Linked DNA regions of Homo sapiens: region 1 is linked to region 2. Evidence: read pairs that join two places in POLR2A ChIA-PET (ENCODE). Cell type or tissue: OCI-LY7. All regions are shown on one strand. Each heading gives the region's core, and the rest is flanking DNA. Links, peaks and the distances in the headings are about the cores only. Region 1 overlaps CUX2 (cut like homeobox 2). Region 2 overlaps CUX2 (cut like homeobox 2).

What was found. Peaks named below come from ENCODE experiments on the same cell type or tissue, not always from the same donor. Only the 100,000 strongest peaks of a DNase experiment are listed, where the experiment ranks them.
Region 1: POLR2A ChIA-PET joins it to region 2 with 10 read pairs; 3 of 35 experiments call an interaction of 5 or more read pairs at or near these places.

The regions. Positions count from the first base shown.
Region 1 is chr12:111,103,282-111,118,801 of GRCh38, forward strand. The region is part of intron 1 of CUX2 (cut like homeobox 2); the gene reads left to right. Among named protein-coding and RNA genes, the nearest start is that of CUX2, 77 kb to the left of the region's middle. RefSeq lists an enhancer at 1,388-1,889. In OCI-LY7, for the core only: no CTCF peak of the experiment used is centred there; a DNase peak (open chromatin) is centred at 8,570; H3K4me3 peaks cover 845 bases; H3K27ac peaks cover 876 bases.
Region 2 is chr12:111,037,678-111,053,197 of GRCh38, forward strand. All of the region lies in intron 1 of CUX2 (cut like homeobox 2), which reads left to right. Among named protein-coding and RNA genes, the nearest start is that of CUX2, 11 kb to the left of the region's middle. RefSeq lists an enhancer at 3,297-4,063. In OCI-LY7, for the core only: no CTCF peak of the experiment used is centred there; no DNase peak of the experiment used is centred there.

The sequences.
Region 1 (15,520 bases), core at 7,268-9,767, 65 kb after region 2:
ACAGGGCGCCTGATGGAAGCATCTTCCCTTTGCAGAGTTGTTCCTGGGTGCTGGGAACATACCTTGGAGTCAGTCACTTAACTGAGTGTGATGGCCAGAGATAAAGGAGCTGGCAGGAAACTGAGATGCTATCTCTCAACTCGAAGACCAGGGAATGGGTTAGAGGGAGTGAATATGACCTTGACAGACAGGCGTACATCAACTGTGAGGGAAACTTCATTCATTCATTCATTCAGTGAACATTTCTGTGCTCAGTGCTGGGATGCAAGGAGATGCCCTGTTGGGGCCAAGTGAAAGAAGAGAACTGGTTGATGCATGAATCTCAAATAGACTTTTCAGGGACTTTGTCACACTTGGGGAGGATCTGGGGCCACTGTCTACTATAACAGGCAGGACTCTTACGGTTCTATCTGAGAGAAACTTATCTGGAGTCAACTTAAACAAAAGAAAATTTTTATTGGCTCATGTGACCTGAAACGGTCAGGTGTCTGCCTTCAGGCATGGCTGTATCCAGCTGCTCAAATGGTGTTATCTCATCCTACTCAGATCTTGGCTCAGCTTTTCCCCTGTATGGGTGGGCTTTGTTCTGAGCCAGGATTCTCCCCTGGCAGCTGTTTCACCACCTTGGCAGCTCCCAGGGAAAGAAAGCAGCTCTTTCCTAGGCTTTAGCAAATGTCCTGGGATTCCCCCTGATTGGACCAACTTGGATCCATGCATTTGCCCAAGCCGTTCCGACCACCTGGAATGTCTTTCTTTTACCTAAACCTAACCTATTTGTGCTTTGAGTCCTGCCTAAGCGCCACGGCTACTACTAAAAGCCTCCTCTCTTTCTGTCTTTATTGTTGTCTGCATTTTCTCTCTCTTGGGGCACAATCATCTTTTTTATGTCTTCTAATTCCAGCATGTCCTGGCTGCACCATGTTCATGTTAGGTAGACTAGGGTCCTTCATAGGCCAAAGCTTCCTTTTTCTGCCTTTCACTCTTCCCCCCTCACATAGTATAAAAAACAGGATCCGTGTTGAATGCATGCATGGATTTGGGGCGTTAAGAAGGATTTAATCGAGAAGCCAAATCTCAGGATGGCTCATGGGAGGTTTGTGGGCTAACAAAGTCCAAAGAGAAGCCCAGGAATTATCTTCTGAACCCCATCATTTGCAGAGGGTTCCAAAGCTTTGGATAGTCACACTGGCCAGGTGGGGAGCTGGGAAAAGGGGAAGAGCCTGATTCAAAAGCCAGGTTTCCCTGGTTCAAATTCCAGCTCTTCACCCTCTGGCTGTGTGATGCAGGGCAAGTTGCTTTACCTCGCTGTGGCCCTGGTTCCTCATCTATAAAATGAGATAATTCACACAACATATTGAAGGAAAGGATCTGGCACGCAGTATGGACTGCTGGCCATTATCTTTATTGCTGGGTTGTTTTCAGAGCCGCCAGGCCAGAAGAGGGGTTTTAAAGTCCGTTCCTGGTTACCAGAGGAGGAAACAGCAGCCCATTGAGCTTCAGAGACACCTGCAAGTTCATGGAACACCAAGAGTCAGATTGGCCCCACCTGGTGACCTTGACGCCTTTCAGGACCACCTGGGCTCGCAGCCAGCTGTGGCCCTCAGAGAATGTGGATGCTTCTTTTGAAGAAAGGACAGGGATAGGGAGGGGACCCTGTGGCTCCCATATTGGATGAATGGGGCGTGAGTCTTGGTGGTTCTACCCGAAACACTCTGTTTCTCCCAGCCCGGTTTTCCCAGGCATGCCTTATAACCTGTTCTCCTCTAAGGAGCCGTCCTTGGCTGATCTGTCCAGGGACCTGGGCTCATCGCTATCCCCAGAATTGACTCGGGGGCCACATTGAGGGTCAGGGCCCTGCGCTGGGGTGAGCCCCGTTCCCTGGGTAGTGACCTTCACTGCTTCTGGTGCTAAGATGTATGGCCTGCCTCTCCCCAGGCATTTATTTCTGCCTCTTCAGAAATATTTGGGGGTGATTAAAAGGAAATATTCATTTAACTGTAATGAAATGGGGTTTGGGGGTTTTGGAATGATCAGCCATGGCCTCGGGGGCCCGATGCTGGTTGATTTGATCACTGAGTTGATAGGCAATGGCTATTGATTTCTGTCCGCCTCCTCCCAGGAAGGGGCTGACGGAAGAGGTGACTCAGCAAAGGGGAGATGTTTTGAAATTCAGGAGAGGGCTAGTGTGGGAAGCTGGAAAGCTCTGTGTGTGTGTGTGTGTGTGTGTGCTCACGCACGTGTGCATGTGAGCTCTCCCTGCCTCTCCAGAGCCTATACTGCACACCCCCAGGGAGATGGGGAATGTAGATTGCTTCCTCTCCAGCTGCCTTTCCCAGGAGTATCAGGAGAATAACTGGGACTTTGGAGCCACACAGACCTGGGTTTGAAGCCTGCATCTGTCATTTCCCAGCTAGGTGGTAACCTTGTGCAAGTGGCTTCACCTCTCTGTGACTCAGTTTCCTCATCTGTAAAGTGGGTGAACAGTAATACCTGCTGCATGGCTGTTCAGAGACTTAATTGAGAATTTCTCTAATGGTAATTCATGGCAGCTCTGATTTCACTGATATTAACTAATAATGAGTCTTTTTTTTTTTTTTTTTTGAGACAGAGTCCCTCTCTGTTGCCCAGGTTGGAGTGCAGTGCCATGATCATGGCTCACTGCAGCCTTGACCTCCTGGGCTCAAGTGATACTCCCATCTCAGCCTCTTGAGTAGCTGGGACTACAGGCATATGCCACCACGCCTGGCTAATATTTTTATTTTTAGTAGACATGGGGTCTTGCTGTGTTGCCCAGGCTGGTCTCAAACTCTTGGGCCCAAGCGATCCCCCCACCTCAGCCTCTCAAGTAGCTGGAACTGTAGGCTGGTACCACCATACCTGGCTAATATTTTGTAAGGATAGGGTTTTGCCATGTTGCCTAGGCTGGTCTCAAACTCCTGGACTTAAACAATCCATCCACCTCGGCCTCACAGAGTGCTGGGATTACAGGCATGACCACAGTTGGAACTACAGGCAGGTGTCACCATGCCCAGCCCCAGCTAATATTTTTATTTTTAGTAGAGATGGGGTCTTGCTATGTTGCCCAGGCTGGTCTCAAACCCCTGGACTTAAGCAATTCACCCACCTTGGCCTCCCAAAGTGCTGGGATTACAGGCATGAGCCACTGCCCCCAGTCCTGGCTAATATTTTTATTTTTAGAGGAGATGGGGTCTTGCTATGTTGCCCAGGCTGGTCTCAAACTCTTGGGCTCAAGTAATCCTCTCACCTCAGCCCCAAAGTATTGGAATTACAGGTGTGCACCACCATATCTGGCCTAATAATGAGTCTTAATTCCTGATAGAAATAAGAAAAGGTACCAGGTAGGTGCCAAGGAAGGGGTGATAGATTTTGACTGAGGCAATCCTGGAAGACTTCCGCGAGAAGGGCCTTGAATGATGACACTTCCAACAACATGTGACAGAAAGGGGTGGGACAGAAAACACATTTCTGTTTCAGGAATTCATAGGCACAAAGGCAGGGAGGCATAGAATCTCTGGTGAGATGGAAGAACAGATGCTGTCCATTATGGCCGGGAGAGGAAAGAAGGACAGGGGACAACCTGGGGACAGGGAGAGGCAAGGATGTAGTGGAAGAGAAGTGTTGGGCTTTGTGTCAGCAGCTCAGTTGATAGGGTTGCTGGACAGGCTGTGTGCAGGCAAGGCCCACATGGTGGCAAGATTGTTGCATTTGAAATTCAGAAGCAATGATAACACGCAATGCCACCTTCCATTGGCTGGACAGTGTGTGCCAGGCATTGCGTTAACTTATACCATCTCATTAAATCCACACTTCTGTCCCCATTTTACAGGTGAGGAAACTGAGGCTCTTTGTAACATCTACAGGTGTACCCAAATGTACAGTTTTTGGTGACAGTGGGCCATGTCCCTTTGAATCACACCTAAGGTCTGCCAAGACCCCCCGGTGGCCTTCCTGCTCTGTGGCCAAGCCCACAGGCCCCTCACACAGCCTGCCCACCTGGTGTGCACCTGGAGTCCTTGAGCCCATGTAAGTTTCTCCTTTGCAGGAACTTTTTTGACATCTGACTGGGGTGCATCCATTCTTCTTCAGGATTTCCTGCCTCATCTAATCAGGCAAAGATGTCATGTACATGTCACTTACAATTCTTTTCTCCATGTTCCCAGCTAAGTTCTTCTGTTGCCTCAGGGAGTTCCGGGAGCTGCAGGTTTCACCTGGGGAGGGCCCAGTGCTGCAGTTCCCACCGTATTCTGTTCTTGCTGGCTCTAGGAAGTTGGGAGTATTGGGACATGTGCCCTGGCAGGCAGAATGCCCGTCCTCTAGGTGAGGGAGCAGAGGGTGCAGGGAATGGAAAGGTCTGGGATGGGGCTTCTAAGTTACAGTGAGAAAACAAATGCCTGAAATTAAAATTCAAGAGGATGAAAAGCAAATAAATGAGATAGGGCAGTTAGGGAAAGCTTTGGGTGTAATTTATTTAAACTTTTTTTTTTTAACTTTTCATTTTGAGATAATTTCAAAAAGACTGACAAAAAGTTACAAAAACAGTACAAAGAATTCCCCAGATTCCCTGAATGCTGACATCCAGCCTAACCACAACACAATTACAAAGTCAGAAAAATTAACGTGGCTGAAACACCATTACATAATGGACTGACCTGACTCAAATTTTGCCAAGTGTCCCACTGATGTCGTTTTTCTGGTCCAGAGTCCAGTTCTGGATCATGTGACGCATGGAGTTGTTATTTCCCCATAGTCTCCCTTAATCTCCAACAGTTCTTCAGTCTTCTTTTGTCTTTAATGGCCTTGACACTTTTGATGAAAACTGGCCATTTATCTTGAAGAATGTCCCTCCATTTGAGAATGCAGGGTGTTTACTTATGATTCGATTCAGGTTGTGCATTTTGGGCTACAGGAGTGATGTTGTGTCCTTCTCCATGCATTGGATCAGGAGGCACCACTGCTGTTAACTTTGGTCACTTGCTCAAGGTGAAGACTGGCTGGATCCTCTGCTGTAAAATTATTATTTTTCCCTTTGTAACTAATAAGTGCTTGTGTGGAAACATTTTGAGACAATGTAATACTCTCTGTCATCATTCTTTTGCCCAATAATTTTAGCATGCATCGATGCTTCTTGCTTGAAACAATTATTGCTATGGTGTTTGCCAAATGGTGATTTTCTGTTTCCGTCATTACTTCTACATTTATTAATTGAAGAGCTTTTTTCCTTCTTCCCCATTTATTTATCTATTCAGTTTTTTATTTATATCAGTGTGGACTCAGATTCATATTTTAATCTGTTTCCCCTCTCTCTCTGCCACCTCCATACCCACTGTCTCTACCCACTATCTTTTCTCTCTCTTCCCCCACCCCATCTCCCCTCTCTGTCTCCACCCATTTTCCCCCTTCTCTTTGCCCCACTCTCCTCGCCCCACTCTCCTCTCCTTCACTTTCTCTTTCTCCCTCTCTCTCTCTTTTTTTGCAACTTTTTTTCTTGCTGAAGAAATCAGGCTGTCCTGTAGAGCTTCTGTCCATTGGGTTTGGCTGAGTGCATCTTCATGGTGTCATTTAATGCTCTCCTCCATCCCCTGGGTCTCCTGTGAACTGGTGGTAACCCCAGAGGCTTGATCAGATGCCAGATTGACATTTTTGCCAAGACCACATTGCAGGTGGCCACATGCCCTTCTGGTAGAGGCACACGAGGTCTGGCTATCTCCCTTTCAGGGCATGGAGATTGATTGGTGGGTTCAGGAGCTGTCAGCCGGTCCATCCATTGTCAAGTTTCCCATCAGCTTTTCATCTGCTGGGTTTCATGACCACTGATAATCATTGCCTGGGTCCATGAATTCATTAGGGGTTGCTAAATGTGCTTACGTTCTTCCTGTCCCTCTTTCTCTCTCTTAGCTGGGCAATTTTCTCTACAGGGAAACCGCCCCTCATCAATTATTTGTTTACCCTGAAGGAAAGTATGTTTACAAAAGGGAAGATAGATGCTTAAATCTTTCTCTTTATTTGCTGGTTTTCAAAATAATGAGCTGGTTCCCTAACATCCTCCAAAGGTGGCCTACGAGAGTTTTAAAAAATATCATTGTAAGCCCATAGTTGCAAGTGTAACAGAAGTGTCTTAATCCATTTCAGTTACTGCCCTTATTTATGCTCCGACTGTCCCATCTCTGGCATGTGGGGGCCTCTGACCCCTCTGGACTGCCCCAGCGACCTTGGATGCCCTTCTTGCTTTCTGGGAGGACAAGTTGATCCAAGCTCATTCCATATGTTTCCCACCTCAGTCTTGGACTCAGGCTTTGCTCCAGGGATCCCTGGACTAATGGTATTTAGAGACCACAGTCTGGGTGCTGAAAGAACAAATGTACAAAACATCTGTTATCACACAGGTTGGGGCATTTTTGGTAGTCCACAGTGGATAGGATGGTGGAGAAGGGGAAAGGCAATGGCTTTGATCTTGGATCTCATCTCTTTCCTAACCCAGTTGCAGGTTAATGAGCCACTGGAAACCATTAAATTACTTCTCCAACTTCTTCATTTAGAAAGCAAGGGTGGATCTCCCCCGATCTCTAACAACTTCTTTTTGTTTTTTGGTTTGAGATAGGATCTCACTCTGTTGCCCAGGCTGGAGTTCAGTGGTACAATCATAGCTCACTGCATCCTCCAACTCCTAGGCTCAAGCCATCTTCCTGCCTCAGCCTCCAGAGTGGCTGGAACCACAGGTGCCCACCACCACACTCAACTAATTTTTTTTTTTTTTTTTTTAAGTAGAGACGAGGTCTTGCTTTGTTGTCCAGGCTGGTCTCAAACTCCTAGGCTCAAGCAATCCTCCCACCTCAGCCTCCTGAAGTGCTTCATCTCCAGCTTCTTAATTAGTATTGGCATTTTACTGGGGAAGGTCTTTGAGGTCAGAGACGCCCATAGACAACCAAGGCCACTTGTGATCCATCCATCCCCAGTTGGATGCTACATGCTTTTGTTTTGCTACTTGACATGATACAATCTAGCACAAGGAGCTTGTCACTGCTGTTTGCCTCTTAGCATCTTAGGTTTGAGGGGTGGCAGACAACAAGAGAGTTCACTGAGGGACCTCTTCTTCCCCCAGCAAATCCAGACCAGACAAATGCCATATAATATCCCTTCGCCAGAGTGACTCAAACATTAATACGGGCCTCCAAGTGTTACCTCTGCCTTTATCTGAGCAGGCTGCATTCTACATTTGAGGTTAAAACTCACATTTCATTTTTATATGCTGTGCTTAATCCAATAATGATTTCTTGTTACAAACAGAAATAATATCTTTCAGCATAGTTAATCAGAATAGACTTAATGCTGTCACTATTTATTAACCTTTGTTGAAAAGCAAGAAGTTTCTCTCTAATCTGTGATTGCTGGTCTTGTCAGGCTCTATCAAGTGAAAAAACAGTTTTGGCATTCATTAAAACAGTGCGAATCCTGAAATGACAATTGGAGCTGGATGGTATTTGGTGCATGAAATCTTCGTTGTGTTCACCAGGATAACTGAGAAGGCTGGGGAGGCGTGAAGGGGGAACCCACACGTTCAAAGGACTGAGTGTTTCATCCCCAAGTCCCTCTTGGATAAAGAAACTGTTCTTACGAATTGGGAAAGTGGGGCAGAGGATGGGGTGCAGGGGAGGGGAAGGGTGAGGCCTGCTGGTGCCTCTTGCCAGAGAAACATCATTAGTTCAAGACAATGGCTTTTGGCCAGGCACAGTGGCTGACGCCTGTAATCCCAGCACTTTGGGAGGCCGAGGTGGGCAGATCACCTGAGGTCAGGAGTTCGAGACCACCGTGGCCAACATGGTGAAACCCCATCTCTACTAAAAATACAAAAATTATCTGGGCATGGTGGCGTGCACCTGTAAACCCAGCTGCTCAGGAGGCTGAGGCAGGAGAATCGCTTGAACCCAGGAGGCGGAGGTTGCAGTGAGCCGAGATTGCATCACTGCACTCCAGTCTGGGTGACAGAATGAGACTCTGTCTCAAAAGAAAAAAAAAAGAGAGACAATGGCTTTGAACTTGGATCTCAGATGCCTCATCTCTTTCCCAACCCTATCCAGCGCTAATGATCTACTGGGAGTCATTTATTCACTTTTACTCCTCCCCACAACTTCTTTTTCATTTAGTAAACAAGGTTGGGTCTCCCCGATCTCCAAGGCCCACATTCAGTTGGAGTCCAGTTGAAGATGTCCATCAAAGCAAAATGGCAGCCATCAGATGTCAAACTTCTACGTTAATAGAATCCTTTGGCAGTGATCTCAACTGGTAGTCCTCAAACTTCAGCATGCATAAGAATCTCCTAGAGAGATTCCCCATTCCCAGGAATTTAATAGGCCCGGGGGTACTTGAACTTCTGCATTCCCAGGTGATGCTGATGCTGCCTAAAGCACACCACACTCTGAGTAGCAAGGCTCTGTCAAATAACAAGAAAACCCAACAGTACAGTTGGCCAATTGCTGGGCCTTTCTGGACTTGAATTACAGAGTTTGAGTCTTGCTAACGGCAGCAAGTCCCCTAAAGGCAAATTTGCCTTTAAAAAAAAAAGAAATGAAAGCTTTGAACTTGCAGAAGCCTCTTGCAAGGGGAAACGGTTCTCCCACGGGGCTTCTCCTTTCTTTTTCCCTCAAAGAACCCACAGACATGTTTCTCAGGAAGTCCCTGTGGGGTCTGTACCTCCCAAAGGTGATTTGGAGAAAAATCTAATCTAGTAAAGAAGTCCTGATGCTGGGAGGCCTGGGCGGGATATTCTGCTAAGCAAAGAAAGTGGTTGCTCAGGACTTGGGTGAGGGATCGAGGTCTGTGGCCAATTGATCTCTCCTCTCACAAGAAGGGTCGAGTGGCTCAGTGAGTTTTGCCCATGTCAACGGGGAGGTGAGCAGGTGCTGTTAATTATTTAGGAAGAATTAAGCAGTCTGGGTGGGTGGGTTTTATGCTCTGTTTGGTAATAAAGATTGCTGCAGAAAGGAATTTTAAAATTCAGTATTCTCATTTGCCTCATATTGCAAAGAAGCCGAACCTGGGTTTGACTGGTGGAAGCATCTGGAATTAGTGAACCACCTTCTTACAGTGCAGAAATCAATGTTTGCTGCATTAATTGCATGATGCTGAAACCCCGCTTTTTATTTCTGACTCGCAGAGCTATGGCCTAAGAAATCTCTCTTAAGCGGCGTTCTGGGGCTTTTGCTGTTTCCTTAATCTGTCTGGGCGTGGGGAAGGAATTGCTTCATCATGGAGGTGTGACACAGGGGGACGTGGGGGGAACTTTTGGACAAGCTGTGTGCTTTGGGGACCTAATGGGGAGGGCCTGGGAAGCCCACAGCAGGACTTGAGGATCTGGCTTCTCTTAGGTAGCCGTACTCTGTCCTGACTTCCATCTCCTGAGAGTTTCCAGCTCATCGAGTTCTTTTAGGTTAAAATAAGCCTTAATAAAGAAGTTCATGTTTTTCAGCTGGACAAATGTCCCTTGCTTCTCCTGTGTTTTATATTATAACCCTTTTGGAATGTGGACACCTTGATCCGAGGCATAACTTGGCCAGCATTTTCCTAAGTACTGGGTCATTGGACAGCACCACTGTGCTCACCCCGGCTGGGTTCAGCGTCTCTGCAGACTGAGCCTCAGTGCTTGGCACTTTGGACAGAAAGTGACGCGTATCTGAGGATAGACATATTTGGAGGATTTGAGGCATATTTTATTTGATTTGAGCCATATTTGGAGGAAAGCATAGGAGCTTGCCAGGGAGGGAGGAAAGTAAGGGCATCCCAGGCAGAGGGAACAGCATGAACAAAGACCCTGAGGCCTGGAGCCCCGAAGTTAATAGAGTAGGAGTGATGGAGGGGAGCCGGGAGGGGTAGAGAGGACCCGCTGGGGAGGAGCCTAGGAAGGTGCATCAGGCCTTGACCATCTGACTCAGAACTTGTGATTCTCTCCAGTAGATGGTGGCAAGCCTGGCAAAGTGTCTAAGCAGGGGATGAGATGACTGGTGGAGTTTTAATTTTCATACTGTAATTTTTTTGTTTTTGTGTATATTCCATGAGCTTTGACCACAATCAGAATATGGAACAGTTCCATCACCCCCCGAAATTTCCTTGTTGCTGCTCCTTTACATCCAACCCTTCCCCCACCCCCTACACCTGACAACTGTTCTCTGACCACATTGCTTTGCCTTTTTCCAAATGTCATGTAAATGGGATGATGCAATATGTGATCTTTTGAATCTAACTTCTTTAATTAATTAATTTTTTATTTTTATTTTTTGAGACAGAGTCTCGCTCTGTCACTCAGGCTGGAGTGCAGTGGCACGATCTCAGCTCACTGCAACCTCCACCTCCCAGGTTCAAGTGATTCTCCTGCCTCAGCTTCCTGAGTAGCTGGTACTATGGGCATGTGCCACCACACCCAGCTAATTTTTGTATTTTTATTAGAGATGGGGTTTCAAACCATGTTGGCCAGGCTGGTCTCGAACCCGTGACCTCAAGTGATCCACCTACCTCAGCTTCCCAAAGTGCAGGGATTACAGGCGTGAGCTGCCGCGTCTGGCCTCACTTCTTTAATTTAGCATAACACATTTGGGATTCATCCACATTGTTGCAAGTATCTGTAGTTTTTTCCTTTTTATTACTGAAAAGTGTTCCATTGTGTGGTCATAGCACAGTTTGTTTATTCATTGACCTGGTGAAAGATGTTCAAGTCATTTGCAGTTTCTACCAGTTTCAAATAAAGCTGCTAAACATTTGCATATAGGTTCTTGTTTGACCATAGCTTTTATCTCTCTAGGATACATACCTAGGAGTGGGATTGCTGGATCATTTGATAAGTGCATGTTTAACTTTTTAAGAGATTGCCAAATTTTTTCTAAAGTGGCTGTACCATTTTGCATTTCTACCAGTAACATATGAGAGTTTCAGTTGCTCTACAAGCTCACCAGCATTTGATATTATCATTTTTTTTTCTTTTTCAATTTTATGCATTCTAATAGGGGCATAGCAGTATCTCATTGTGGTTTTCATTTGCATTTCCCTAATGATTAATGATGTTGAGCATCTTTTCATTGCTTATTTGCTGTCCGCATGTCTGTTTTAGTGATGCTTCTCTTCATATATTTTGCCCATTGTTTAGTTGGGTTGTTTGTTTTCTTCTTGATGAATTTTGAGGATTCTTTATATATTCTGGGGATCAGTTCTCTGTTAGATAGGTGATTTGGAAATATTTTCTCCCAGTGTGTGGCTTGTGTTTTCATTCTCTGAAAGTGCAGGTAAAGATGCTGCAGCCGTGAATGTCTCTAACTCTGCCACACTCCAGCCATACTGGCCTTCTTTCAGTTTCTCAAGAAAATGAACCTCTTTCCTTCTCCAGGGCCTTGTCCTAAGCTGTGCCCTCTGTCTGGAATACACCTTCTCTCATATCTGCTGTAAGAAATCTTTGCTTAGCTCCAAAGATATTCTCCTATGTTTCTTTTGGAAGTGCTGTTGCTTTAGCATTTATGTTTGGGTTTGTGATCTGTCTCAAATTAATGTTTGTGTATGATGTGAGATAAGGGTTTGAGGGTCATTTTCTTTTTTCTTTATGGATATCCATTTGTTCTAGCACCATTTGCTGGAAAGATTTTATTTATCACTTTCCATTGTTTTGATTCCTTTATTCAGAAAGCAAATGAGCATCTAGGTGTGGATCTATTTCTTGGCATTTTATTCTTTTTCATTGATCAATATGTCTATCCTTATAGCATTACCGTACTTTATTGATTACTATATCTTCACAGTAAGTTCTGAAATTGGATAGATTAAGTCTTCCAACTTCATTCTTCTGTTTCAAAGTTTCTTTGGATATTCTGTGTCCTTTTAATTTTATGTAAATTTTAGAATTGGCTTTTCAATTTCTACAAGAAACAAACAAGCAAACCTGCTGGTATTTTGATTGACATTGCGTTGAATCTGTAGATCAATTTGGAGATAATAAAATTTCTTTTTTTTTTTTTTTTTTTTTTTTGAGATAGAGTCTTGCTCTGTCGCCCAGGCTAGAGTGCAGTGGCGTGATCTTGGCTCACTGCAAGCTCCACCTCCCAGGTTCACGCCATTCTCCTTCCTCAGGCTCCGGAGTAGCTGGGACTATAGGTGCCTGCCACCATGCCCGGCTAATTTTCTGTGTTTTTAGTAGAGATGGGGTTTCACCATGTTAGCCAGGATGGTCTCAATCTCCTGACCTCGTCATCTGCCCACCTTGGCCTTCCAAAATGCTGGATAAAATTTCTTAATAATATTGAATCTTCCAATCTATGAACATGGTATATCTCCATTTTCTACCCCATGCTCTTCCCCTGCTTACTCTTACTCCTCTATCAGGTGCCAGTTTAAGTGTTATCTTCTCAAGGAGGTCTTTGTTATCTCCTGACTCGATGATCCAGCTCCTGTTATACCCTCTGGTGCCCCCTCTTTTTCTTCTTGGAACTAATCACAGTGGTATTAATAATTATTAATGTGAGTATCTGTTTTGCATTTGTCTCCCCCACTAGACCATAAGTTCCATACAGGCAAAGATCAGGTCTGCCTTGTTCACAGACTAGCACACAGTAAGTTGTCAATGAAGATTTATAAATGAATGAATGAATGAATGAACGAATCCCCTCCTATTCTTTGACATAGATCTGAGAACACTGGCTGTTGTCATTCACAGTTTGATGAATACCTTGGTCTCTGTTTGCTGATGGAGAACCCAAGCCCTAATCCCTCACCCCTTTCTTGGCCTTCTGCCTAAGGCTTAGTTCCTGCTGATATGCATTATATGTTGAGAACTCCTATTCATTTGACAGGTAGATGTGTGTAATTATGATTTTTAAAAATGAAATTATACATCTACAGAGAATTTTTAGGTAATGATTATAATACAGAAGTTTAATTTATCTGGGGGAACGAAAGATGTTGCTTTCACAGCATCAGTCAGAGCATTGGAAAAACCAGTGGTGGAATCTTGATTGAATTAGGCTGTGCTTATAATTAGGAAATGCCAAGGCCTGCAGAATATTGAGAAGTGGTGAGGACAAAGTGATGCAATTAAGAGTCTCTTTTCCCCCCTTTCAGCAGTTTAGAAGCATTGTGTTGTTAACTAATTGGTTTGTGGATGCTACTTGGACTTATAGATTTCATTCTACATTTTGATCCCAAGTCAATATATAGGCCCTGGCATTAATTAAATCCCCAGGGTGAGCATTTCTATGGAAGACTTTAGGAAGAACTTTCTGAGAAGGAGTGTGATTGTTGGGACAAGTTCCCGAGGCATATTACAGGATGTTGGTGATTCAGAGCAAGTTGAGAGAGAGAAGAAGCCCAAGAATGGAGAGTCCTGTGGAGGACTCGACTTTTGGAAGAGACCAGAGATAGTTTACTCTGAATTGGATCTGGAGCTGGTTAATATAAACAAAACAGAAACTCAATTGGAATTCCTTCAGGGCTTTCCTGAAGAGCAATGGGAAAAAAAATCTAACTTTATCACAACCAGAGATCATAATTTCCTCCAACAATAATAGCTTATGTTTCTATGGTGCACTATCTCATTTTAGTTGGAGAACATTCTGGTAAAGCAAGGGCACATACATTCATCCTTATTATTTTCATACCACGGACTGTGACTGGCCTGAGGTTGCAGAGCTGGCAAGTGGCAGATTCAAATGTAAATCATTAGACAGCTAATACTGTGCTCCATTCCTTACACCTTGCCAATGAATTCATATTAATTGAAGTTTTCCTCTTAGAGGCATATGATCTAGGTTGAAAAGAGGGTAAGAGGTTTTAGATGAATGTTTGTGGTTTTGGAGAATATGGTGATATTGCTAATAGTAGTCATGAATTCCACTCATTGAGCAATGTATCAGTAAGTACAGGCTACATTATGCTGCAGTAACAAAAGACCCCCAAATTTCAGTGGCTAAACTTAACAAAGCAACTTTCATACTCGCATGACCCATTCATTGGCTACATGTCCATCATATATGGGCAGTGGACTTGGCTCATCAGTGTCTCTTTAGGGACCCAGGCTGATGGTGCAGCCACCAGCTCTGATGTGCCATTCACCATGCTAGAAGTATGGAGACCTCTAAGGGTCTTGTACCTATGGTAAAATGCTCCACTCTGGAAGTGACACATCACTTACTCATTGGCCAAAACTAGCAACTTGGCCTCATTCAACCACAAGAAGCCAATAAACACAATCTTACCTTGTGCATGGGAGAGAGAAATCCAGAAATATTTGACAAAACAGCATGAATGATGACCATAAGCACTCAGTAAACAACAAGGAGTTCCTCTGACCCTACAACAGACCTCCAAGATGACACTGAGAGCTAATGGTTATTGACTATTTACCACATGCCATGTACTGTTTACCTACAGAGCACTTTTAACCCCACAACAATCCTATCAGGTAGATACTCTGAGTATTTCCATTTCACAGATGAGAGGACTGAGATTCCAAGAGGTGAAGTTACTTGCCCAAGATCACACAGCTGAGGAAGCAGTAGAGCCACTTGGCTCCAGGTATTTGAATGCAGGCCAAGCTTGGCTACAGAACCCATATTATAATAACCCCATTTACTTGATGAGAAATCTCAGGCTCAGAGAAGCAAACCAACATGCCCAAGGTCACACAGCCAGGAAGCAGCAAGTCCTAGTTCCTTTGCCTTACCGTATTTCCCAGGTAAAGGCTGGGAAACCTCCCTTTGCAGTTTCAGTTGGTGATGACCAGACATCCTTCCCCAACTCTTTCCTGTGCAAGTGACTCCCAACTCTTGGCCTCTGATATGAATTCTGTGCTAGTGCTAGTTTATATCAGTTCACTAGAGCCAAATGTTAAATTTGCAAGACTTTTGCAAACTACTTACTAAACACAGATATTCAAAGGTAAGTTACATAAACTTACTAGAGTGTAATTATATTTCAAACCAGGTACTCAAAACTCATCACTTCCTAATTATTTTACTGCATTTTACTATTATATGCTCTTTAAGGTTATTTACATCCACCAAATGTGTATGGTGGAAATACAACATGTTAAAGCATGATAGAGTGCCCCTGTACATCTCTCCCTAGCTGTGCGCTCAGTGATGTCCAGTTGGTAGATTGAAATTGGCCATGATGGGAATATTTACACCCCAGAAATTGGCAAGCATTACCAGTCAGGGCTTTTTTCCCCCTGTAGATCCATTGTTAACCATTTACCAGCATACCACTGCCTGAAGCCCCCTGCCTCCACCATCAAGCTGTACCATTCGCCTCCACCATCAGCCTCAATCCAGGACCACCTGGCCCTCCCAATGGATCCAACTGGTCCCAGGGCCGGACCAGCTTCCATGAGGCTGCTGCATTGGGACAATAGTCCACATTCATCCTTGCAAACATGCTAGACTGATATTCCTCCCCCTAAGACAGTGGTTAGACCCTTGGCTGCCCATTAAAATCACCTGAGAGAGCTTAAAAAAATACAGATATACAGATT
Region 2 (15,520 bases), core at 7,849-10,348:
ATGGTGAACATTACTAATGCAGTATTTTTTTATGGCTTTTCTGTGTATAATCGTCGTAACCGGATTCATACCTTTATGATTTTCTTTTTCTGCTTAACTTTCTACTTTTTTTTTTTACCATGCTCTGGGTCCAGTCTCCCATGCTGTCTTCCCTGACTCCAAAGAGGGTTAATTGAGCTAACAATGAGCTGGGGGGCACCCAGTCCAAATGAGGGTCCTCGGTCCAAATGCCCATCTGTGTTTCTGGGGAGAAAGGAGCTTGGTCAATAGGATTACATAGTACTAATCTGGGAGGAAGGGGCAAATTCTGCTTCGGGTGTCAGCAGTTGGGAGAAAGATCAACAGGATGAGCAAAGAGAGGCCGGACTTTTCCAAGGAGTTTGGAGAAACTTCCGGGAACACTCAATCTCCTGGCGCAGGAGAGCAAGATGGTGCTTGATGGAATATTTTCCCCTGCTCAAAGTTTAGAAAAGAGCAGGGATGTGATTAAAATATTATAACCTTATGATATTCTGAAGTGCATAAATTTTACATATCAGCCACAGAGAGTTTAGACATCCATTAGAGCCTCTGACAGCTTGACTTATCTAAATGTGCTATCATTTAACAATGTGTCAAAATTCCTCTTTCTATAGATGACAGCAGTAAATAAGCTATCAGCCCTGTTGGCGGAATCCTAACTTTGGAAACTTCACCATAATAGAATTGCTGCCGAGGTCCAATTGCAGCCGAGGTGGGGAGCGTGAGCCCGCAGAGCTTGGCATGGCTCAGCCCCCTGAGAGGGGTTGGCATTAGGTGAAGACAGCTCTGAGAATAAGACAAACCCTTGGACTCTCTTCTAACTCCAGCCAGTGGGTGACCCCATTCCCTCTGCCTCTCCAAGTCCGTAGAACCCACACCCTGTGGCCCTTTTCTGCAGAAAGAGCTAGAAACAGGTGTTGAGAATTTATTTAAAGAACCCAGCAGCCTTTTCTGGGTCTCCCAAAATTGTAGTTTCTCAACTTGACAGAGATTGCTTCTCAAAAACGGGCTCTCTCTTTGAATGCTAGAAGAAAAAACAAGCAACATCTCATCCCTCACTGGTTTTACTGTTGGGGGTCTTGAAATTTCTTTTATTAATACTTGAATTCACTGTAGAAAATGGAGAAACCACGGACCAGCTAAAAGAAGCAAATAAGTGTCTCGGTGGGTTATTTCAGATGAGCACGGTGCTATTTTGACCAGAGGGAACAGCTTTTCTGATGGTGGTGGTGGTTTTTCTTTCTTTTACTTTTTTCCTTATTTTTTTTTTTAAACTCTCCTGTTAAAAAGAGGATTCTATCTTCGAACTTGACATTCTGTCATGGTAACCTTTCTTCCGGCAGATGGGATTTCAAACGTGAGCACCTTGGCTAGTGCTAAATATATGGTCCTGGATGATGGTAGACAAGGCTGCCCAGAAACTGTGGTTTTCTGTGCTGCTTCTGAAAGGGCTGAATTTCCGGTGGCTTCCTGGCTATCTAATTCAAAGGCCGGGCCTGGCAGAGGTGAAGCATTGGAAGGGGACTCAGGTGGTGACCTGCCTTTGTTCCTGGCCTTGGGATTCAGGGTCCCATCTTCTGTTTGATATTTTTCCTCTGGGGGTGCTCATTATTTATGATGGTGTCATATACTGGAGGGTGTCAGGGATGGTAGAGGTTGGCAGGGGGGAAGGACCCCAAGAACTGTATTCTGTGTGGCCTTTAGTGCTCCTGGGTGAATCATCCCACATCCCAAGTCTCCTGCTTCTTAACCCTTGAAGTCAGCTGGCTGTGCCCAACTTTGCTGTACGAGTTATTGTAAAGGTGAAGGATGCTGACACCTTTGTGGGTCACTTAAATGCATTGTCTTCTTCTTTTTTGTTTTTTCAAGATGGAGTCTCGCTCTGCCACCCAGGCTGGAGTGCAGTGGTGCAATCTCAGCTCACTGCAACCTCCGCCTCCCGGGTTCACGTGATTCCCAAGTAGTTGGAACTATAGGCGCATGCCACCACGCCTGGCTAATTTTTGTATTTTTAGTAGAGACGGGGTTTTGCAGTGTTGACCAGGCTGGTCTTGAAGTCCTGACCTCAAATGATCCACCAGCCTCGGCCTCTTAAAGTGCTGGGATTACAAGTGTGATGACCTTGGGCCCCTCCCCTTCTTTCTCCATCATGGTCGTGGTGGTGGGGCTATTGACCTTTTAAGCAATATTTTTGAAACAAAAAATTATGTCTAGGATGGAGTTATTTGGTTTCTAAGCCTCAGTGAGCCCTTCACCAAAATGGCTTGTAGTGTTTTGGAGGATGTAGACATTATATTCCTATCATGGCCCAGGCGAGGTGGCTCATGCCTATAATCCCAGCACTTTGGCAGGCTGAGGTGGGAGGATTGCTTGAGGCCAGGAGTTTGAGACCAGCCTGGGCAACATAGTGATACCCCTTCTCTACAAAAAATAAAAAAATTAGCTGGACATGGTGGCACCTGCCTGCAGTCCCAGATACTCAGGAGGCTGAGGTGGGAGGATTGCTTGAGCCCAGGAGGTGGAGGCTGCACTGAGCTATGATCATACCATTGCACTCCAGCCTGAGCAACTGAGCAAGACCCTGTTTAAAAAAAAAAAACGGAAAAAAATATACTCCTATCATGTTTAGATTAAAATTCAAATTTTTTTTCCCTGACAGATCCCCCAGGATCTGCCCCATTCTCTCAATCTCTCTGGCTCCCTCTCCAACCACTGTACCGCAGCGGCCTTCTCTTTGTCCCACAAACACATCAAGCATGTCCCCACCTCAGGGCCTTTGCATGTATGCTTTCCTCTGCCTGCGACCCTTTCCCTCCCATCTCTCTGTGGTTGGCTCCTTCATCTCTTTCATTCTGAGCCCAAATGTCGTGACCACTCAGCCTAAAGAAAACTAAAGAAGCTTCCACCACTGTTTCCCCACTGTAATATGCAGATGTGCTCCCATATTGCTAAGGACACCCCAGAGGGTTTTGACCATAGAACCCTCTCAGGGTATGGTCTCTCTCTACACATGCTAGGTTTACCATCAGATGGGGCCAACCTTTTTCTATAGAGTTGGATAATAATACACTGGGCTTCGTGGACCATAAGCCTCCACTCTGCCATTAGCATGAAACAGCCACAATGAGAATGAATGGACGTGGCTGTGTTCCAATAAAACTTTATTTATACAAACAGGCAGGGGGCCGGTTTTGGCCTGAGAGCTGTAGTTTGCCTGCCCTGGGTCTACTGGTCTATGTCATGGCTGTCATATATAGGCTGTGGCATGGCTGAAATTTTAACTTTTCAGTTAAGAGTATTAAAGTGGATCAAACTCAGTTCCCAAAACTTGTTCTTGACCCTTTCCCTCCAGAGAGAAGCATGAAGAGTCAGAGCAGTGAGAGGCCCCTGCCTGGCTTCAAATCCTGGCTCCATCACCTACTAGCTGTGTGACCTTGGATGAGTCACTTAACCTCTCCAAGCCTTACTTTCTTTGTCTTTAAATGGGACTAATAATAGTCTCCGCCTTCTAGGTTGTTCAGGAAGATCAAACCACTTTGAACATGAAAGTGTTTAGCACAGTGTGGGGCACACAGTTGCTGCCCTGTGAATCTGAGTGACTTCCTATTGTCATTGGTATTTTTAGAGTATGAGAGGAGAAAACCAAATAAACAGCAGCGGCTGGAACTTGCTGGCCTTGCAGGCTGTTTTAGAGATTTCTGAGCAAGTTTTCTCTTCTCTCTTACTCCTTTGGGGTTACTATATTAGTATTGTACTAATATTATATGTAGTATATTTTGGGAGTTCTGACCACAGAAATTGCAGACGGGGAGCTATGTCTGGCCCATGGATGTGTCTGTCTAGATTAGTGAGATATTTAAAAACACTTTTGTGTAAGTTGTCAGCATTTAAAACACAAGAGATTTACCTAAGAAATCTAGGTGACCAGTGTCCCCTGAAAATCAGGAGCTCTGGCCACTGTGGGCAGGTCCAATGGAGAAGGGGAGTGGAGACCTGGGAGGGACATTTCCAGGCAGAGGGAACACCCAGTGCCAGGGCCCTGTGCCAGGGGTCCTCAGTGGGTCAGGCCAGCTGTCGGAGTCCTGAGGAGGGTCTTCTCTGTAGTTCAAGGCCACAGGCCGCACCTTCCCAGTGCCTAGTTCCAGAAGAGGCTGCATTTCCAGAACAAATGAAAGGCTCCTGACCAATGCATGAAGATACCCGGTTAGTAGGGTTCAGAGCCTGCTGTCTCTGCTTCTTCCCAGGAGCCCACACCCCCAAAAGTGGGCCTGTGGCTGTCCCCCGAAACCCCTCCGGAGCACACCCCAGCCTCTGCCAGTCTTCAGTTCAGCCCAATGAAACAGCAGTTCCAGGATATGCATTTGCCATTAAAAACAAAGAAAGAAAGAAAGAAATCAATCCTTCGGCCTCTTTGGCCTGAGCTGGTCGTCTGCCCAGAGACGCTGGGGGGCCCAACGGTGCTTAAGACTCTGTGAGCCGCCGTCGCTCAAGCTGGACGGGGTAAATGGCTCCCGGGGAACCATTATGGTCGATTGACTTGCCCAGCCGCCGGTGTGGACTGTGGGTGTTGCGGATCCGGAGACCACAGGGGTCACAGGGGCCGCCAGTCCAGGGCAGATTTCCCTGAGTGGGGCCATCACTCCTAGGCCTTGCTGCTACAGATGCCTGTGAGTGTCTGTCATCTGCTACGAGTGTCTATGGGTGCGGGTGTCCCAGGGGATGTGGTGTGAGCTGCGGAATCAAGCCCTACACCCTCCACCCCCAAAGACTACCTGGACTCTGGAGCCAGCAGGCCTCGGTTCAAATCCCAGCTCTGCCACTTACCAGCTGTGTGACCTTGGATGAGTCAATTAACCTTTCTGAGCCTCACTTTTCTCATATATAAAATGGGGATAATAGTAGTAGCCACCTCCTTAAGAATTGTTGTGAGGACTTTTATTATTATTTTTTTGAGACGAGGTCTCAGTCTGTCACCCAGGCTGGAGTGCAACGGTGCCATCAGGGCTCACTGCAGCCTCAACCTTCTAGGCTCAGATGATCCTCCCATCTCAGCCTCCCAAGTAGCTGGGATTATAGGTGCACCGCCACCACGCCTGGCTTTTTTTTTTTTTTTTAACGTAGAAGTGGAGGTCTCACCATGCTACCCAGGCTAGTCTCGAACTCCTAAGCTCAAGTGATTCTCCCAACTCAACCTCTCAAAGTGCTGGGATTACAGGTGTGAGCCACCGTGCCCAGCCTGTTTTGAGGATTAAGTGAGTTAATGCATATGAAGCGCTGAGATCCATGCCCAGCACATTGAAACATGATATAATGTTAAAGTGAATAATAATTGCTGTTATCCTTCACTCCAGAACTGTACATTCACCACTTACGGTATAAATAATTATATATAAAAAACAAATACAATAACTAATAATTACATATTAAAGATGATATAGTAAGCAAGGAAGGCAAGGTGCCAGCTCTCTCAGAGCCCACAGGCCATGGGACGAGTGGATGCACATGCCATTTCACAGACGGGCAAGGGGAGTAGATTCCGAGACAGTATATGGCAAAGGAATTGCCTGGGTCTGGACCTCAGGGGATGCTTCCTGGAAGAAATGACCCTTCTGTTGAGATCTCAAGGACAAGGTTAGGGAAAAGCATCTCAGAAGAGGGAACAGCATTTGCAGAGACCCCGAGAAGGGTGGAAGAATTGTGCCTCCAAGGAACTGAAGAAAGCAGTATGGCCGGGAGAAGATTCTGAGCAGGTTACTGGGCCTGTCTCATTCTCACTTTTGCCACCTGCCAATGAGGAGTAGGGATGGAGGATATAATACGACACTGCATGGTGGCCGGGTGCGGTGGCTCATGCCTGTAATCCCAGCACTTTGGGAGGATGAGGCGGGCAGATAATTTGAGGTCAGGCATTTGAGACCAGCCTGGCCAACATGGTGAAACCCCTTCCCTACTAAAAATACAAGAATTAGCCAGGCGCGGTGGCTCACGCCTGTAATCCCAGCACTCCGGGAGGTACCATTGCTATACCCATCTTCCAGATGAGAAGACTATGCCTCTGAAAGGGGAAATAAGTTGCCCAAGGACACATATCTAGGAAGAAAGAAGTAGAGCTAGGATTTGAATCCTAGTTGCCCTGTACATACTCACGAGACAGAAATGGTAGTAGGAGAAAGGGCATTCCATGAGAATGCATCTTGCCCATCTTCGACTTCAGGGAGCGTGATAGGACCCGTGCTGCGCTGGAAATCCATCCCATAGCTGGCCCAGCCAGGGGCAGAGTGCAGCAGAAATTCTGGCACAGACTCGTACCTGGGACACACGGGACCCCTCTGCTAACTCCATGGTAGTCTAGGAGCTTCCGTCAACCAAACAACCTTCCTCCTGTCCTTCTGTCCTCTCTCCTTCACACTGGCTCCCTCCGGCAGGTGCAGGTGTTGACCCTTACAAATCTCTTTGCCATATGACCCTGCCTTCAAGTCTGTTTCTTGTCCCACAGGAAAGAAGAAATGGGATTGGGACATCTGCATAAGGCTCTCAGGGTGTAGGAGACGCTCCGTTGAGGTCGCTGTCATGTCTTGGGGGAGGCTGGGGAGCTGTCACTCCCAGCACTGTCTCTTTCCTGGTTGCCTGTCCTTACTTGCCCTCAGGTTTTAGGATCCCCTCATCCTATCCCCCTCCCGTCCCCTGTCATTCTCCCCCTCTTTATTCAAGCCCCTGTGGCCTCCTTGCTGTGCCTCAAACAAGCCAAGCAGGTCCCAGCTTCAGGGTTTTGGCACTTACTGTTCCCTCTCTCTGAGACAATTTCCAAACACCTCCCTTCAGTTAGTTTGGTCCTTTGCTTGAATACCACCTCCTCAGAGAAGTCCTCCTTGACTTCTCTTTCCAAATCAGCTCCCCTCTCCTCACTCTGCCTCACCTGATGTGATAATATTTATTTGTGTATTTATTTGTTCATTTGTTTACTGTCTGCCTCCCTCTCTGGGGAGGGCAGGGACATAGTAAGTGCTCAATAAATATTTGATTGATGGGTGGCTGAATCCACAGGAGGGATGAGGTAGGGGGCAGTTGCCCCTCGACTTCACCTTGAGGGGCAGTCTTGGGGGACCCTTGGCTGCTACACCCCTCACTGGCTCTTGAAAGTTGCTGGGAATTGGGCACCGGCCTCAGGCCTGTGGCGAATGAGGGTTTGTTTACCTTTAGCTCCATCAGTCTCGCCTTAGGGTGACCTCAGTTCCAACCTGGGAGGCAGCTCCCATCTAATTAGTATATCTATTTATTAATTGCTGGAAGGCTGCAGGCCATAAGCGATGATTTGGTGGCCTCAGCCATAGAGAGCTGAAAGCATCCCTACAGCCTGTGAGATGGCTGTCATCCAGGACACAAGACAGCCAGTTAATGTCCTCGGACCCGGCTGACATTCCTGACACTGATTCCCAGGCCCACTGGATCATCCCAGCAGGCATGAGAAAGCGGCCTGGGTCTCTGGACAGTGATCCCAGGGTTGAAGGGCTTTCTTTCCCACCATGCGCAGGGACCCCTCGTTTATAATCGGGGGGAGACCCATCTTTCCTTCTTTGGCTGGGCCCCAGTTTTTCTATCTAGAATGGAGCATCCCTGGTTTGTTGAGACAGGTCATTTATTCATTTGATGAGCATTATTCAGCCCCAGCTATGTGTCCCAAGCTGCCTGAGGTGTTGGGAGTGTAGCACAGAACAAAACAGACCAAGTCCTGCCCTCATAAAGCTTCTACTTCATAATCATTTGGAGGTAGAACTACTTTTCTTCAAGGATCGTGAGAAGTAGAAAGTGACAGCTCCATATAGACACTTGGCCTAGGGCTGGGCATGTTGTGAGCCTTTCCTAATGGTGATTATTATTGCTATTTATTATCTTTATTAGCAATTGTTATTATTATCTTTCTTAAAATGGGAGGGCATTTCCTGTTGAATTTCAGTTGCCTTGGGAGCTGCACCTGCAATGATGGGCGCTGGGCTCGGAGCAGTCAGATCTTGCTTCAGACCCCGGTCTTGCCACTTCCTCACTGAGAGGCTTTCGGCAACTCCCCAGTTTTGTAAGCCTCAGCTTCCTCATCTGTAAAATGGGACTGAAACACAGCCCCTACCTCATAGGGACATTGAGAATATTTGATTTGATGCAGAGCCCATAACACACACTTGGGACACCATCATTCCCCAGTAAACAGGAGTGACTAGTATTACCTTTATTATTATTGCCATCGTTGTTTGTCATTCACCTCCAGGCCCTCACTGCTCAGCTCAGTGGTGCCCAAATCTGGGTGGAGCCTAGAGATTCGTTTGCAGTATTAGCTGCTCAGGTATCAGATGAGAGAAGCTCACCTGAACTCCAGCCAGGTGCAGGAACCCCCACCACACCCTGTAAGGACAGGAATCTAACCTGGGTCTTCCTCCCAGCCCGGCCCACCCGGAGCCAGCAGCCAGCAGCCAGGTGCGCTGGCTCTTTGCAGAGAAGCTTGGGACAGGAGGTCAGGCCTCCCTGCATGCCGCTTGGCAGGGCTTAGCAAGGCTGGGCCTGGCTTTGTGGTTCAGAAGACAGCTTGCGGAGAGACCAGTGCAGGCCTGGGATTTCTTTAACAAATGGCGCCTGCACTCTTACTGCCATGCAAGCCAGTGTTCACAGCCCTTTGTATTGTCTTATTTTTAATTCCCACAGCAACTTTATGAAGGGAAAACGATGACCATTCCCATTTTACAGATGAACAGAGTGAGGCACAGAAGGCTCAGTCCCTGGCTACATTGCCAGGAAGCGGCCCAGCCTGGACTTGAACCCAAGACCCAGGGCTGTTGGCCACCCGTGTTCCTGCTCTGGACTCACTAATGGCCAAAGCTGCCCCTCCCAGGACTGATGGCTGTCTCACGCCACTGCCGAGGTCCCCCCATCTACAATCACTATGTCAGTATTTTTCTCTTTATGCTTTATTTTTATTTATTTTTTTTTGAGACAGAGTCTGGCTCTGTCGCCCAGGCTGGAGTGCAGTGGCGCAATCTCGGCTTACTGCAACCTCTGCCTCCCAGGTTCAAGCAATTCGCCTGCCTCAGCCTCCTAAGTAGCTGGGATTACAAGCGTGTGCCACTACGCCTGGCTGATTTTTGTATTTTCAGTAGAGACGGGGTTTCACCACGTCGGCCAGGCTGGTCTTGAATTCGTGACCTCATGTGATCTGCCTGCCTCGGCCTCCCACAGTGCTGGGATTGCAGGCGTGAGCCACCACGCCCGGCCCCTTGCTGTTCTTTTTAAAAACCTCTGAAGATACCTTGCCACTGTCAACTCATGGAAATGGATTTGGGCCCCAAAGCCTGAGAAGCATGGGTCAGGGGAAGGTGAGAGAAAGCTCCCGGTTCCCAGCGTGTCTCCCAGCCTGGAGAATGAGCACCACCCGGCCATCCATCCCCGGCCCCCGCTGGGTCCCGGAGCCGCGTGGCGCGCCCTGTCGTCCGGCCTGCATTCCGCGAGATGGAATTCTCGGCTGGGGCTGATAATAAGCAGGTATTGATTGCTGCCGTGGTCATTATCAAGATTTATTTAGTCAATATGGCCTCCCCGGTCAATAAATCGTGTCGTTGATAAAGAAGGAAGGAGATAGACTTGTAGCCTTTATTAAAAAAGTTTTTTAGATTTTTTTTTTAAAGCCAAGTCCAGCCCTCCTTTCTGTGGCTGTACCAGCCACACTCTACAGTTCGCGTTTTTACCTTATAAGCTCTTTCTTTCCATGGCAGACCTTATACTCATTGCTCTGACTCCAAGAAGCAAGGACTTGGGGCTGGGGCTAGGGCTGGAGAATGGTCCCTGACCTTTGTTCTTTCATTGAATCCTCCCAGCATCCCTTGGGGCAGGCTCTGGTGTCACCCTATTTTGCAGCTGAGGCTACTGAGGCCCAGGGAGGTTCATTTACTAGCCCAAGGTCACACAAGACTCGAACCCAGACAGTCTGGCCAGAGTCTTTGCTCTGAATCTGACATTCATCCATCAAATAGCAGGTATTTCTTGAGCACGTGCTATAGGCCCCGCACAATGCCAGCTGCTGGGTGTGGAAGGGCAAGCTAAACAAATAAATGTGTAATGACAGAAATAGAAAGAATGGAGGAAAGAGCGCTGAAATCACATGGAGGGGCCGCCTGTTTATTTAGGGTGATGATGGAGGCCCACACTGGGTAGGTGACATTTAGGCTGAGACCTGAACCATGAAGAGGAGCTGTGCAGGCACAGTTCAGGCAGGGGAGCTCACAGCTCCAGGAGGAGCCTGTGCAAAGGCCCTGAGGTGGGACTCAGCTTGTAAAGTCCTGGAACCAAAGGGAGGCCAGTGAGGCTAGAGAGGGGAGAAGAGGGGAGGGAGAGAAGTCACAGGGGGAGGTGGTTACTGCTCACGCAGGCCCTTTTAGACCACGGTAGTGGCTGGATTCCTTTGAATTCTATTATCATGGAAGTGGGAAGATACTGAGGGTCTAAAACGGGAGAAACGAGATCCAATTTATGTTTGGCTCCCGCTGGGTTCAGCCTGATAGGAAACATTGAAGGGAGGGAGGGGACGTTTGGAAAATAGGCAAAGGACAGCATCTGTGATGAACTGGATGTTGTCATCTCTGCCCAGAGAGGAGTTCTTCGTGGCAGGAAGCCTTTGGGCACGCAAACGTTTCGAGGACTAGCACTCTACAGCATTGTGGGAGTGGAGAGATTGCCATGGGAACATGCCTGGTACCCCCAGCAAGGTGGGAGCTGTGCTTCCTTGGTAAGCGTATGGCTGGTTTTCTGTGTGAGTGGCCAGCTGGTGTGGATTTGTAGGCTTTTAGCGGCAGGCATGCAGTGGGCAAGGGGCGCCTTCTCTCCTGGACATAGAGCTGGTGCAAGGAGGGTCATGGGGGATTGGGTTATGTTCTGAGAAGGGCCCTTTGCCCAGTGGTCTCTGTGGGCATTATTACCAGTGTGTTTCCAGGTGCCACTTGTTAGGAAAGGCCATAAAAAGATGAGGTGACTAAGACGGCGTGGCTGTAGAGCCCGGGCCACATGCAGGTATTCTGTCCCAGGGGGTCGTGTGCTGACTTTCATATATGGGGATGCTGTTAGGTGTAAGAGAGGTTGAATGTCTACCTGGGGGACTGCAGGGGATGTGGGCTGGAGTATGGAATAAAGAGAACTTTTTCACCTTTTAGTTTTGTCTAATCTATGAGCACCTGTGGACTGGAAGTAGCAGGGGTTGGGGGATCACCTCTTTATCATCCATCATCCACTCATCCACCACCCACCCAACATTGTCTTATCTACTCATTCATAAATCTGCTCTCTCATCCACTGTATCCATCCACCTAACACTTTATCCAGCTGTACTTCCCCATTTCTTACTGATCTTAACTATCCATCCATCTGTCCACTCATCCATCCATCCCATGAATCCATCCATCTATCCATCCATGAATCCTTCCATCCATCCATTCATGAATTCATCCATCCATCCATCCATCCATGAATTCATCCATCCACGAATTCATCCATCCATCCATCCACCCATCCACGAATTCCTCCACCCATCCACCCACCCATTCATCTATCCATTCATCCACTTAGCCACCCAGCAACCTTCTCATCCACCCATCCACATATTTGTGCATCCAACAAAAATCCCTTCCTCCATGCATGCATCCATCCAACATCTACTCAGCCAACACTAGGAATGTAAAGATGAAAAGAAAGCAGTCCCTGTTCTTAAGAATGCTTTAGATTGGTGGAGGAGTCAACTGTAGTGAAATAACCCCAAAATGACATAATTAGCACAGTAATCAGAGGCTGTACACAGAGCTGTGGGGAACAAGAGGGGAGACAAACACTGGCCCTGCAGGCCTGTGAGGTTGGTGAGGGCTGCTGGAGAGGGTTCTAGACTTGAGACGTGTAGTTCTCCCCTCCTTCCCCATCTGGATTCAGTGATGTTCTCTAGCCTAGGTAGAGGGTGGGTGGTCTCAGAAGGCAGCCTGCCTTCAAGGAGACACCACAGGAACCATGGTCACCAAACCCTGGATGGGCCCAGGAAGGACCAAGCTCTGTCCTGTAGCAGATTGGAGCCCAGCAAGGTCTTTTTGAGAGAGACTTTTTTGGGCAAGGGGGATGGTCTGTGACCAAGGAGGTGGACAAGGCAGATCATCAGGTCTGCCACTAGGACAGGGGCTCCCTGGTTTTACTGTTCAGTGCAGATTAGCAGCCCCTAACCTCTGCATGGTGCTTGGAGCCTGTCAGAAATGGTTCCACCCACCTATGCTGTTGGACCACCTCCCATTCTGCAGAGGAGGAAACTGAGGCAAAAGGGTATATGAAGGAAGGCAGGGCAGAGAAACCCTTCACCTACATCCTCCTCTCCTGCTCAGCCACATTTATAGAGCATCTGGCTCACACTGTATCTCCATTTCTGTATCTCCCACCCACCCTGCCGCTTCCCCCACAGAGCCCCCTCTTGGCCCTCCTGATACTACATTCTCTTCATTTTCCTCCTACCTCTTGCCGCCACTTCCCTGTTTCTTTTCAGACCCATCCTCCTCTGGCTGGCCTCTAATTATGTTGGTCCTTTCAAGGTCCATCTCTTCTCACTCTGTGCCCTGACCCTGTGTGACCTCATCTGTATCCACAACATCACTGCCTCCCAGCTCTCCAGTCCCTGCCTCTGGGTGTCAAACCTCTCTGTACAATAGCCTTCTTGACATTTCTGTCTTTCTTTTTAAGCCACTTTATTTGACTTTTCTTGAATGTCTGTCTCAAAGATGTCTCCAGGTCAAGACGTTCAAAACCTAATTTTCTCTCCATTGTAGGGTCTTCATCTTAGGGATGGCTCCATCCGGGTCTACAGGACAGAAACCTGGGAGCTACCCTGATTACCTCCCTCTCCTGTATGCCCCCTATGTCCAGTTCATCACTAAATCCTGGGGATTTACCTCCTAGATACCTCCTGCATCCCATCTCCTACCTCCATCTCCACCATCGTCACTTGGACCCATGCCCCCATTGCCTCTCCCGCTGGACTTTGGTCTCCTAATTTCTTCCTTTGCTGACTCTGGCTTCTCCACTCTTTTGACCACAGCAGCAAGTGAGGTTATTAAAAACTTGTTAAGAATTTTTTAATAGAAGTTTAGGAAGAAGAATTTCTAGGGGACGATGAAGAGAGGTTGGTTAATGGGTACAAACATACAATTAGATAGAAGGAATACATTCTAATGTTTGATAGCAGAGCAGGGTGACTATAGTTAACAGCAGTGTATTGTGTATTTTAAAATTGCTAGAAGAGAGGACTTGGAATGTTTCCAGTACCTGGGTGATGGATATCCTAAATACCCTGACTTGGTCATTACACATTCTATGCATGTAACGAAATATTACATGTATCTCATAAATATATACAAATATTATGTATCAATTAAAAATGCATTTTGTTTTAAAAAGTACCATTTCCAATGGCCCTCCATTGCCTTTGAGGTGAAAGCCTCAATGTAACTAACCTTCCATGCTCAGCATGGACTGGTCACTGCCCTCTGTTCTTGGTTTATAGTGTCGTTCAAGTCTTCTATTTTCTTGTTGATTTTCTGTCTAGTTGTTCTTTGCACTGTTGAAAGTGGGGTGTTGAAGTCTCCAACTGTTGTTAAATTGTCTATTTCTCCATTTCTGTCAATTTTTGCTTCATATATTTTAGTGTTCTATTAGGTGCATATATACATTTATAATTGTTATCTCTTCCTGACAGATTGGCCCTTTTATTTAGCAAAGGTCCTTCTTTCCCTAGTAACTTTTTTTTTTTGTTTTGTTTTAGAGTCTATTTTGTCTGATATTGGTATAGTTACTCCCAGTTTCTTATGGTGGCTGTTTGCATTATATATCTTTTTGTATCCTTTAATTTTCCATCTGTTCATGCCTTTGAATCTAAAGCGTGTCTCCTATAGACAACATATAGTTGGATCATGTTTTTTATTCAGTCTGAAAAACTCTGCTCTTTGATTGGATTGTTTAATCCATTCATATTTAATGTTATTATTGCTATGGTAGAATTTATGTCTGCCATTTTGCTTTTTGTTTTCTATATCTTTTTGTTCCTCTATTTCTCTTTTACTACTTTCTTTTGCATTGAGTGAATATTCTCTAATGTAGCATTTTAATTAGTGAGGTTTTTTTTTTAACTATATTACTTGAGGATTTTCTTAGTGGTTTGTGCTAGGGTTTACCATATATATTGTAACTTATAGGAATCAAGTTCAGATTTATAGCAGTGTAATTTCAGCATGCCTTTCATTCTTTTTTAATGGACACATTATAATTGTACATGCGCCCTCTGTTCTTGATCCTGAGCCACATTCCCTATGCTCGCCATGTTCCAGTCACACGTGTCTTCTTTGTTTCCCCGGCACCATAGCCCCCATGGGTGACCTGCTCTCTCTGCCTGCGACACTCTTCCCATACTTCTTCCCATCAACTCCTCCCAGATCCTTGGAGCTTACTCAATATCACTTCCTTGGGGCAGCTGCCTGCTCCACCTTGTATGGCCCCATGAGGCTGTGCACCCCAACTTTACAGCACTTACCATAGCAGGTGTCAGACATAGCTCTGTGGGTTACTGATGAACACCGGCCTCCCTCTGTGGATTGTCATCACCATGAGGGTATAGAGCAGCTTGTCCCCAGAACTGAGCAGCAGAGGGCAGAGCACATAGTAGGCCCTCAAAAAAAAAAAAAATCAGTCAAATGAACAAACAGGGATGGATGTGAGTGTGATGTGAGTGTAATGTGAGTGTATTTGTATACTTACGTGTGTATGTCTGCATCTTTGTGGGTACATATCTTTGAGTGTGTTTGTGGGTCTTTTAATTTTTGTGTCTGTGTCCTTGTATGTGTATCTTAGTGTGTTTCTGTGTGTGTGTCTTTGTATCTGTGTTTTTCTGAGTATGTCTCTGAATGTGTGCCTGTGTATCTGCATCCACATGTGGGGATCTGTGTGTGTGTGTCAGTGCGTGTCTTTGTTTATTTGTGCACCTTAGTATGTCTGTGTATGTGTTTGTGTGCTCATGCTCCCAGGCAGAACTTCTTTCAACATCTCCTTGCCATGCAATTGTATTCTGTCTAGTTTGGTGTGGCATTTAATGACTTCCCCAAAGCTAAGCATGGCCACTGCAGAGTTGATCTCACTGTGATGGAGGTGACACGGGCATGTGGGGCCAGTGGCAGGCACTGCCTCCCCAGGATTGCCTGCTGTACCTGCTGAAGCTCCCCCACCCCCACCTTCATCCCTTTGAGGGGAAAACCCCAGACGGGTAGCTAGGTGCAGGGGCAAAGCAGGGTTATTGCCGAACAGACTGGCTCTGCTCTTGCCAGATACATGAGGCCGCCAGAGGACTGCTCAGTGCCTCAGTTTTCTCATCTGCAAAATGGGGATAGCAAAAATAATCCCCTCATAGCATCTCCACATGGAGGAAATGAGCGCCTGTACATGCAGGGCCCAG